Regions from separate parts of the Homo sapiens genome. Here region 1 is linked to region 2. A link is an interaction called in ENCODE POLR2A ChIA-PET data of the cell type or tissue named here. Cell type or tissue: MCF 10A. All regions are shown on one strand. Each heading gives the region's core, and the rest is flanking DNA. Links, peaks and the distances in the headings are about the cores only.

Region 1 (5,375 bases), core at 53-5,052, 82 kb before region 2:
CGCTCTTTCCCTGAATCCCAGTCACTAATGCCAAGAGAATCCCACCCAAGCCTCCTAGCTTGGCATTCAGTGCCCTGCATAATCGGATGCAAACTGACTCCTCCAGCTTTCTCCTCCACTGCTCTCCCGTGGAAAGCTTTGAATCTACCTTTCTCCAAACACATCTTCTTAAGCCCCTCTCTGTCTTTGTTGAGTTCCTATCTCATAAGGAATGCAACCGTCTCCCTACAACCTCCATCCTTTTAACCCACCCGTATTCTTCTAGCCCAGCTCAGCTCTACTTTCCCCAGGAGTCCTCTCCCACAACCCTGCAGATCTGCCTCAAACTGTCCATCCCCTGGTGTTGCCACTTTCTGTCTTGCACTGGCACTTTCCAGGATCTGCTGTGCCTCTTTTCACGTGTCTCCCTAAAAAGTCCATGTGTCTCCAGAGGCAGAGCTAATGCCCTCTTACTACTCTTGTAAGGCCGAGAGTCTCATCGAGCAGTCACCTGGCCAACCCCTGCGGTGGCCCTCTATTTCCGCACGAGCCTTACTTTAGCCAATGGTCCACTAGGGAGAAGTGCCCACAGCTTTCCGGACACAGACCTCATCAGCCCACAGCTTTCCGGGCACAGATCTCATCAGCCCTATCGTTAAAGTCCTCTAGCTGTGGCCAGGAGTCTATGACTTTCTCTCTTGTGCTGATCCCACAGAAGACATTTAGCCCCTTCACACTTCAGAAATAACACCCCTGGGTGGCCAGTCCTGGCACCCTGTGATGGAGACCTCGGGGCATCTTCCCGACCCCCCACTCTTCAGCTCTGAAGGGCATGTCACTGTCAGCCTTCTGCTCCCGCCCTCCCCTGCCCACTGCCTCCCTTTGTTGTGTCCCTTTTCTTTCTCATCCTGCCTTCCCCTTGCGCTTGGCGGCCTTCCACCGATTACAAATTCTATCTATCAAGCGCCTGTGACCTGGGAATCTGACAGCTCCCTGATAAGAGGCCCAGATTCCCTTTATCTCTCCCAGGCGAATTAGCTTCCCTCAACACCTTTGTCACATCCTCCCCTCCCTCATCTCCAGCTGACCCCCCACAGTCAGAGACAGGGAGCTGGCAGATAAAAAGATCTTCTTGGGGTTAGTATTATAATTAAACACCTCATGCTCTCTGTCTGCCATTCTGGATTGGTTTAACCCTTGCTGCTCCTGAAATTCACTGCTTCCTCCTACCCCTCCCCTCCCACCTCCCCTCCTCCCATCTCACTTCCTGTCCCTCTCTTCTCCAGCTTTTGCCTGTGGAGCACCCTCCTGGTTATTCACTCCCTGAATGGGGATGTGGAATGGGGTGTAGGGTGGAGTTGACTCGCTCTGGTTCAAGTTTCACTGAAGACAAAGAGGTGCTCTTTCAACTTCAGAAAGGTCCATGATGTGATTATTTGACATTGCACGCCTGTATCAAAACATCTCATGTAGCCCATAAATACATACACCTACTGTGTTCTCACAAAAATTAAAAATAAAAAAATTTAAAATTTAAAAAATCAACTTCAGAAAGGGCACAAAGATCTCAGTGTCTGCCATGAGGGTCCTCACGGAACTGTCTCCTCTGGCACCAGTCACCTGCCCTGCTCTGGCTGAGCGGCTGGGGTGCTGGCTGGCTCCTGCATCCCTGGGGATGTGGGCTCAGCCTGTGAACCTGGAAGGCTCCGGAAGCCAGGGCTGGCCATACTGAGGCCCCAGCACGAGTGTGAGAGGAAGCCCTGCTCCAGGCAGGGCCCAGCCTGCGTTTTCTTACCGAGCTGTTCTGACACTGAACGCTGGAGCTGTTGAAGCGCAGAGCGGGGACCCGGTGGATGGCTCCTTGTATGTTGAGGACACACTCATAGCCTCGCTGGCCGGACTGCGGCTGGGGCAGATTTCGCGCCTTAAGGGTGATTGGCTTTACCTCCCCGACTGGAATCAAGATCTCCTCTGTGGGCACCAGCTGGGGACAGTCCTGGGGGAACAAACGAAGAGGCTCCATCTGTCCCCTGTTCATGCTGTCCTATGTGCCTGGGACAGGCAGGCCCCTCTTGTATCAGGTGAGCTGCCCAAGAGCAGGATATTACCTCATGTAAGGCCCGTGGAATGGGCAGGGAAAATGGAATCGCTCTTAGCTCCTGGGCTTTGATATTGTCATCCCCGTCCCACAAGTTGTCCTGTATCTGCTGTGTGTGTTACAATTCAGGAATTAATTTTCAAGCACAGTGTGGCAAGCTGTGGATTTTATCTCCTGAGACACTGGATAAAAGAGCCTCCACGTGTCCCTGTCCCCAACCTGGCACCCCTACCTCTGGGTTTCATCTTGTTCCCCAGCTCCAGATACTCGGCCCCTTGCATTGTCTGATGCCGATGCCTGGGGCATCCGTTATCAGCAGCTTCAGCTTCCCAGCCCCGACTGAGCTAGGCTTTCCAGAAGGTGGATCAAGCCCTCCCAGCAATACTCTAAACACTTGCTCTGTTTTTTTTTTTTTTTAATCTCATTTCATTACCAGGCCCTGCGTGAATGCCATGTTGCTTTGGAAAACAAAACCAAAAAAGAAAGTCTTGGTAGGGAGGGGCTTTGGGAAGGACCATGAGAGAGAGACAGTGAGAAAGACAGATTGATTTATGGAGCTCCATGACTAGATGCTGATTTTCCACCAGAGGTCAAAGGGCCACCCCACTGTGCCAATCTCCTCTTTCTCCTTCTCTCCTCGGGCAGATGAGCCTGGTAGCCCCTGGCAGTGATGATGTGGGAACCACCTCCACAGGGAATCACTAGGGGAATTCTCATAGGAGGCTCCCCTTTCTCTGTCCCCTTCTCCTGGGCAGTGGTTCTTAGGGGGAACTTCTGGGAATGTCTGGGGGCTGATGCTGCTACAGGGCCTGCAGAGGGTGTTACTGGCATTGATGCCAGGGGCCAGGATTGCTGGATTTCCTACAAGGTGTAGGACATGTTCAATGACAAAAATATTGTCCTCCTAATGGCAAATGCAATAATTAAGAAGCCTTGTGCAATGCCGGCACAGCCTCACACAGGGAATCTCCTGTGGCCACCTCTTGTCATGGTGTGGCTCGGGCTGTTGCCTCTTTTCTCTGGGCCCCACTTGCAAGCCGTTCAGCATCTGGCCCTTGCCTACCTCCCTCTGAACTCTGTGGTTCTTGCACATAATAGTCCAGCCATACTGAATGTATGGTTAACTCTGAGATGCCCTCTCCCTTACAGGATCTGCCTCTGGCCCTTTGAACATGCTTTTCCGTCTATTAGAAACACACACTCCTGCCTGTCTTCCTCCTGCTGCTGCCCTGCTTCAGCCCCTCTTTTAGTTGATTACCTCTTCTTTTACTTTTTTGGTTTTTTTAAATCATCACCTTCTCTGAGAATTAATAATTGATTACCTCTTAATCAGCCTTCAAACTCAGCCCAGTTTCTTCTCTGCAAGGCCGTCCCTGCCCCTGCCCCTGCACTGGCTTCAGGATGAGTTATGAATATTCACCCATGATTGCTTTTGACACACAGAATTACAATTTCTTGATTTGCTTTCCTCACTGGGCTGTGAGCTTCTTGAGGATTAGGCTGCATCTTACTCACCTCCATCTCCCCAGTCTTTCTGCCAGTGCTTGACATGTAACGGACATGTCAAGCATGTCATTGCTTGTGGGAGGGTAAATAGAAAATAAAATAAAGCAACCTGTGAAAAAATCTTTTTTTTTTTAGCTCCAACTTTGTAGATTCTTTAGAGATGAGGTAAAGCCTGCCTTCTGGGCTTGAAGAGACTTGAGAAGGCATTTGGTTCTCAAAAGCTGGAGTTGGAAATAGTCATGGGTTTTGGAGTCACATGATTTCTAAAGTGGCATGTCCACATTTACTAAGGATAATTTACTACTGACAATTTCTGAAGAGCCGGATCTGGGGGAAATTCTGCACAGAAACCCACCTAAGAGGGTCTGGACACACCGGCAGGCTCACCAGTGTCATCCCTTGTCAGCTGGCCACCTGCATGTGAGGACTCCAGGCAGGCACGGCATCCACGAGAGAGAATCACAAGGCAACCCCAGAACAGATGGGTCCCTGTTTAGGAGCCAGTCACTCAAGCTGCCAACTCATAAACTTGCTCTTTACTGCACTTTCACTTTCATTCCCTGCAGGCACTCTTGACAGACTCTTTCATATATTTATAGCCAAAAAAAAAAAAAAAAAAGATGAGCACCACTTTAGGGAAGCCCAGGCATCTCATAGAAAAGGAGATAACACTTCCTGTTAGCAGCTAAAATATCTGCATCAAATCTAATGTTAGAATTTAAGTTAGAAATAAGGCTGGGGTATAATGGTCTCTCTCGCACTCTCTCTCTCTCTCTCTCTCTCTCTCTCTCTGTGTGTGTGTGAGAGAGAGAGAGAGAGAGAGAGAGACAGACAGACAGACAGAGAGACAGAGAGAAAGAGAGAGAGATTTTCTTACTCCGAACCAGCTGATGAATTGTAAATGACGAGCAGTTGTTTTTCATCTCTAATGAGCTTAGACAACAAATTCAAATTTCAGTAGCAGGATCTTAAAGATGTGCTTTTGGAAGTATGATGTCTGGGGTTAGTAAAAAAAGATTGTTGAATCCTTTTAATGTGGACCAAAAAAAGTATACTTTTATATAGATGTTATGTGTAATACCTATATATAACACATATGTTATCTATATGTAACACACACACACACTTTCATCTTTTAGGCTGGGCTAAGTCCAGTCCAGCCTGGAGGTTGGAGAATCATGAGTAGACTTTATGAGTACTATTACATGAGTTTTTTTTTTTTTTAAGGGATTCTAGAATTTTAGGAAATTTCCCATGGTCTGCTGTTTCAGACTTTTTAGAATCAAATGTAAGGGTAACAATTAGGGTCTTCCCAAATGCTGAACCAGGCCCCAAGATTGCCCTAGTAGAAAAAGAATGTCTTATGCTTTGTTTCTTTATTTGGCAATTGCTCTCAGGTCAGACAGAATAGGATTTTTTCCCTTCTATTCTCTAAGGCAAAGGAAAGAAGCGGTTGGTGCCCCAGGTATGCTTTCTTCATCTTGGGAAATGGGAAGATACAGGCCTTTTGGGTTATGAGATGATTCTGGTGAGTATATTCATGAAGGATCTGTGAATCTTGGGTGGAAATTGCAGTGGTAAGGGCTGAAAGTGGGTGGAGGAGACTGGACCCCAAACAATTGCCAAGTTGTTGAAACTTCAATATCTGTGGGGCTTGAGGATGGTGAAGGGTTTAATCAGATACAATAAGGCCACTTCCAACCTGTTTGCTTCTGTGGGTATACACACACACACAGGCACACACATGTGTACATACACATACAGTACCTGTCTTATGAAAAAGAAAGCAAAT
Region 2 (5,375 bases), core at 199-5,198:
TTTTGGTGGTGTCTTCCATTGAGGGCCAGTTCCAGACACCTTCTAAGAAATACTTTCTTTCCAAATCCCCACAGAATTTGGAGGGAAAAGGGAAGATGAAAGTATCTGATACCCTTAGAAGTGGAATAATTTGGCTCCTTAAAAAGCCAGGGCAGGGACCATCTTTGAAAACACCTAAGATAGAGAAAACAAACTCTGTTTTAGAGGCTGGGCTGAGTGAAGAAGCTGGAGCTCCCTTCATGCAGGTGCCAAACCCAGCCCTCCTCGCCTTCAGATCCCTGGGCGTCAGTCCGGCAGCGGCTCCCTGGGGGCAGAGGAGGGAGCTCCTGAGGAAGTACTTAGCAGGCGCTGCCTGACTCTAGCGGCACTAACGGATTCTCTTATCTCGCCGGGACCCTTGTCTGCAGATCGGCAAAGCTGCAAGGAGGTGGCAGGTTAAAAATACTCTGTTAGCAAAGAGGCTTAGGTGGGGGCCTTGCCAGGGGAATTACAGTGATGAGAGGCCTCTGAGGCGGGAAGTCAGGGACGGAACCAAAGCTGCTGGACCCTCCGCTTCTCTTGTGCCCCCTGTTTGAATTTGCCGCAATGATTGGCAAAGGCCTGTGGAGATGGAGGGATTAATGTTGCCTCTTTTCTAAGGCCTGGGGAGCCATGTAGCAAATGAGGACCATGGCAGTCACCTGGCCTCCCTCCTTCTCAGCCTGGAGCTTGGGCATCCTTGGCATGCCAGCAGATCTCTGGTGGGTGCACCCAAGCCCTCATTCATCTTATAGCTTATGTTCTCTTACCCAGGAAAAGGAAGTAAGTCTCAGAGGGGAGGAAATAATAGTACCCTGTGTTTAGAGAATGTTTGTACTGTGTCTGAGTGTTTCTACATAGAATACCTCATTGCACCCTCACAGCATGCCTGTGAGGTGAGGATTACTACCCCGGTTTTATATTTGGGGAAACAAGGCTCTGAGAGTTTATGAGACTTGCCCAAAGTCACACATCTAGGAAGTGGCAGCGTGGACTTCAGTAAGGGCTTTCTGATGTCCTCTCTAGGGCTCTTCCTGTATCCTCCATTCTCTCCACGATTTTGTTCGCCTTAACCCTCCCATTAGGAAAACAACAACGGGGCAGCTTTCGTCAATAGCCTCTTTCAACTTCATCTGTCTCAAAACCCCGCAAGCCCAGCTACCCCTATGTGGTCTGGGGCTGGTCCAACCCTAAGCTGGTCTTGGGGTCCCTGGTCTCCACTCCCTCAGGACCAGAAGGCAGCTTGAGCAGTGGCGTCCCTGCCTCACCTCAGAACTACAGAGTTCCAGGACTGAGAGCGGCCTCAAGCCTCCGGTGACTTCATCCTCTCCCACGTGGGCCAGGACATCTGGGTCTCATTTTTTGATCAGAGAGAACAAATGTTCTACAACTCCCATTGGCAAGCTGATTCAGTGCTTACTGTACTCCTCCCTCCTGCTCAGAAAGGTCCCCACTAAGGTTTGACTTCCTGCTACAGCTGAGGGCTCTTTCTTCCATACCGATGAACTGAGAGTTACTTCCCATGCGTAGGCCTCATCTCTAATTGTCCAAGGAGAGAGAACTCTGAAAAGGGAACCCCTCCTTCCCCACCACCCCACCTTTACAAAGAAATCATAAGGGCAGATTATGTTTCTCACATTAAACACAACACAGAAAGGAATCAACCACAATAGTGAGATTTTGAAAAAGGGAAAAAAATCTCGATAACATCAGCAACTAGTGATGGGAGTTCCATTCCCAGTCACAGATTTGCTACAACACACCTTCTCTCCGAGAGATTTCTGGCTTAGGTGACTGTCCTAAGAGCAGATGTTAGGCTGGCTTGGACCTAAGGCAGCCAACTGGTCTGCATTGCTGGAACCCTCAGCAGGCTCAGCCCACTGAGCTGGCAGCAGGGATCCCAAAAGACAAAAAGACATGATCATTGACCTGCAGGTACTTCCTGAAGATCCAATAAGGAAGGCATTCAAATACAGCTTGAATGCCTCCTGTGCAAAGTATGGTGCTATGCACAGAATGCTGAGTATGATCTAGTCTTTGACCTTAGCAGCTTGTTTTGAGAGGGAGCAATACAGGTAACTAAGAGGCTTAATGACAAATGCACATGGAGCAGTTTGGAAAATGCCTCTGAGTTCAAAAGAATGAGAGATAAAGTCCATGGGTTCCAGGGTGAGGAAAGGAAAATCAACAAATGTACAAAGTTTATAACAATGAAAACCGCAAAGAACACAGAATGAGAACTTCATGCATTGATGTAAGAATTAAAGGTGCCATGTGGAGTGGGAGGAGAGGGGAAACACATATTGAAAGAAACCTAGAAGGAAGGGTCTCTTTGTAAATAGATGGATTCTAAACCTCTGGTTTCGGTTCCTCACACTTCACCTGGCTTAGGCATAGCACTCCTTCCTCCTCACTCCAAACCATGAAGCTCTCAGCACAATGGAATTCTGTGTGTTGCTGCAACTCCGCACCTGAGTCTGCACCTGGGGCTACTGAATGAGAGAGGGAGTTCCCAAAATAGAGAGCAGAGCTTGGGGCTACGTTGGAATGTCAGTTTGCTGACTGCCAGCCTCTCTAGGTTGCTGGGGATAAGCATCAACTAGGCAAAGGAAATCCATGTATGATTTCCAAGCTTCACTTATCTCAGTGCTGAATTTTAACCTTATTCTCTCAGTAAATCTTGGACCACAGCTCCTAATGAGGACTCCCCTGACTATGGCGATTTTATATTTTCTGGAAGAAAAGGCTGAGAGGAAGAGAGGAACAGGAAGGGAGAAAAGAACACCAGGAAAATCTCTGCCCTCTCTCCCACACCCCCCTCACAGCAAAGTGGGCCGCTAATGCATTAATTAACTAAGTAGTTTTGAATGTACTCCATTGCACCTCATTGTCTGCAGCTGCCATTCCCTGGAGGAGCCATAATATGCTCAGTGCACACTATATAATTAAATATCAACACGTGTCCCCTGCCCAGTGCTGGGATGCGTATTTACTTGCGTTAATGAGAACCAGAATGGCCTTACTGATGAGAGGCCCATAGAGGTAGGAGGCAAGGAGCACGTCTCCTGAAATTGAGGTCCATATGCCCTAGCGCCCTGCTCTTCTTACTCCCCTACCACCTCCTCCCAATATCCTGTCCCCAGAAGGCCATCTCAGGACCCCTGGTGGAAGCTTTTCACAAGACCACAGGCCAAAGTGCCATCAGCTGCGCTCTTCCCTAACGGGAGTGAGCAGCAGCAGCCCGCACGTGGTGCATAATGACTATGTTTCTGCTTAATACAAATTGTGGTTATTTAGCAGCCCAAATACCAATTCCCTACTGAGATCCCTGTCGTTGAAACCCCACACACATACACAGACTCAGCAGACACAAACACAAGCACCTGCATGCTGACCCCCCATTTGCCACTCCTCACCCCACCCAACACAAATCCATTACAGAATTGCTCTCTGGCTTGGGGTCCCAGAGTTATTAATACTGAGATGGGTGACAAAGTGAATGTGCTATATGCAGCAGCTTGATGGAACCCAAAGGCAGGTCTTTAGAGTCAGAAGACTGTGGTTCAAATCCTGGTTTTGCTACTCATGGGCTGTGAAACCTTGGGCAAGTTCCGCAAGCTTCTAGGGCTTTCATCTACTTATGTGGAAAGTAGGGACAGCGATACCTACACCATTGGTGAGAACTAAAAGGTGTAATTTAGGAGAAGTGGTTCTCCTTAAATGTTCATATTTGTCTCCCTCTCTTTTCCCCTCTTCATATATAGCCACATCTGGATAGCGAGTAGAGGTATTCTGTCCAGAGAAGAGGAATGGACTATGAGGATGTAGCAATACCTTCCCTCAGATTTCAGTTAAAATACACACATTCCAATTTAAAACAGGGCACTAGAATGCAACAGGTGCTGATCTGTTTTGTTCACTGATGTATTCCTAACATCTAGGAGGGTGACCAACACATAGGAGGTGCTCAGGAAATATTTACTGAATAAATGAATGATATTCCATCTCTTATTCAATTTGTATAATAATGCCATGAGGGGGAGTCTATTGCCCCCACTTTGCAGAAGAACAAATAGGCTCAGAGAGCTTAAGTGCATTGCTCAAGGCATACAGCTAGCCTGGGATATAAACTCAGGTGTCTGCCTCAAATGTTCTATCTGCTGCTTTCAGCAGGCCCTCAGAGACTAGGGAGTCTCTAAAAGGGAAAATAAAGACAAAAAGAAGACAAAGAGTATGCGGGGTTTTTTTTTTTTTTTTTTTTTTTTTTTAGAATGACAGGTAGTGCTCCTGAGAGACTGATGGCTCAACACAGTTCTAATGAGCCATCTGTGGCCAGGTCATGCTATCCCAGTGAGACCCAATCTCAACCAGGACATGAGGCCAGAGAAACAGGACTTCTCAGCAGGCACAAGAAGCAGGACCTCTGGGAGTCAGAATACCAGGCTTCTCCAGGATCACGGACTCTCAACTCCACCCCCATATTCATTTCAAAAGATACCCTGCCCTTCGATGGTTTTCTATAAGGCCAAGCTGATCATCCACCCGGCTTGCACTCTTTTTCATGAACTCCCTAGAGAGGGTCTTGATTGTCCTCACTCTGGCCTGTGGATGCTCTCAGACCAAGTTATTGAACATGGAACAGCTGGGCTGGGGTAAAGGCAGACTCCTCCCTGCACTGAGCTCCTCTGTGTGCCCCAGAGAGAGCTCAAGGGAAAAAGAGGCTCTGAGGCTGACCTTTGGGAGTCAAGGGCAGGCAGGAGGTGACAGGCACACGTTGTAGATGCAGACAGGACACACATTCAAAAACCGATAAACAAGTGCAGATTAACGGAGTGATGACAAGACACAGGGAGAGTTCGGACGGGTCACACATGATCAGCAAGTCTGGACCATCAGCCTTGTCTGTGGGCATAACTTTAACTCGTCATGAATATTTCTCTGTCTTCCATGGCAGACTTGATGTTGCTGGGACCTAGCCCCAGGGCAAATTACTGCTGCACCCAAAAGTCTATTTTGGGTGTACGTGGCCCTGTTTGGGAATAAACAGAGCCCCTGTCCTAGAAGGTATGCCTGGTGGGCAAGTGGACAAAGGGCTGGAGCACCAGGAAATCAGAAGACTTGGATGGGAAAGTCACACTGGGGTCCACAGGGAGAGATTCTGGAGTGGAAGAAAGATTGGGGCAGAAGAAAAGAGACAGCATGTTCAACAGGTGAGAAAAGGGGCTTCTATCAGCAGACAAGATAACCAATCTGAGAAAGCCAGGGAACCTGGATTCTAGCCCCGATTATGGTGCAAATCAAGTATAGCCTTGGGCAAATCACTTATCTTCTACAGTCTTGAGTTTATAAAATGAAAA

Evidence for each region. Peaks named below come from ENCODE experiments on the same cell type or tissue, not always from the same donor. Only the 100,000 strongest peaks of a DNase experiment are listed, where the experiment ranks them.
Region 1: POLR2A ChIA-PET joins it to region 2 with 5 read pairs; 3 of 35 experiments call an interaction of 5 or more read pairs at or near these places.

Annotation. Positions count from the first base shown.
Region 1 is chr1:208,082,606-208,087,980 of GRCh38, forward strand. It overlaps PLXNA2 (plexin A2), which reads right to left. Exons shown (of 32, transcript NM_025179.4): 10 at 1,775-1,975. Among named protein-coding and RNA genes, the nearest start is that of LINC02767, 130 kb to the left of the region's middle. In MCF 10A, for the core only: no CTCF peak of the experiment used is centred there; no DNase peak of the experiment used is centred there.
Region 2 is chr1:208,164,466-208,169,840 of GRCh38, forward strand. The region is part of intron 3 of PLXNA2 (plexin A2); the gene reads right to left. Among named protein-coding and RNA genes, the nearest start is that of PLXNA2, 77 kb to the right of the region's middle. In MCF 10A, for the core only: no CTCF peak of the experiment used is centred there; a DNase peak (open chromatin) is centred at 2,496.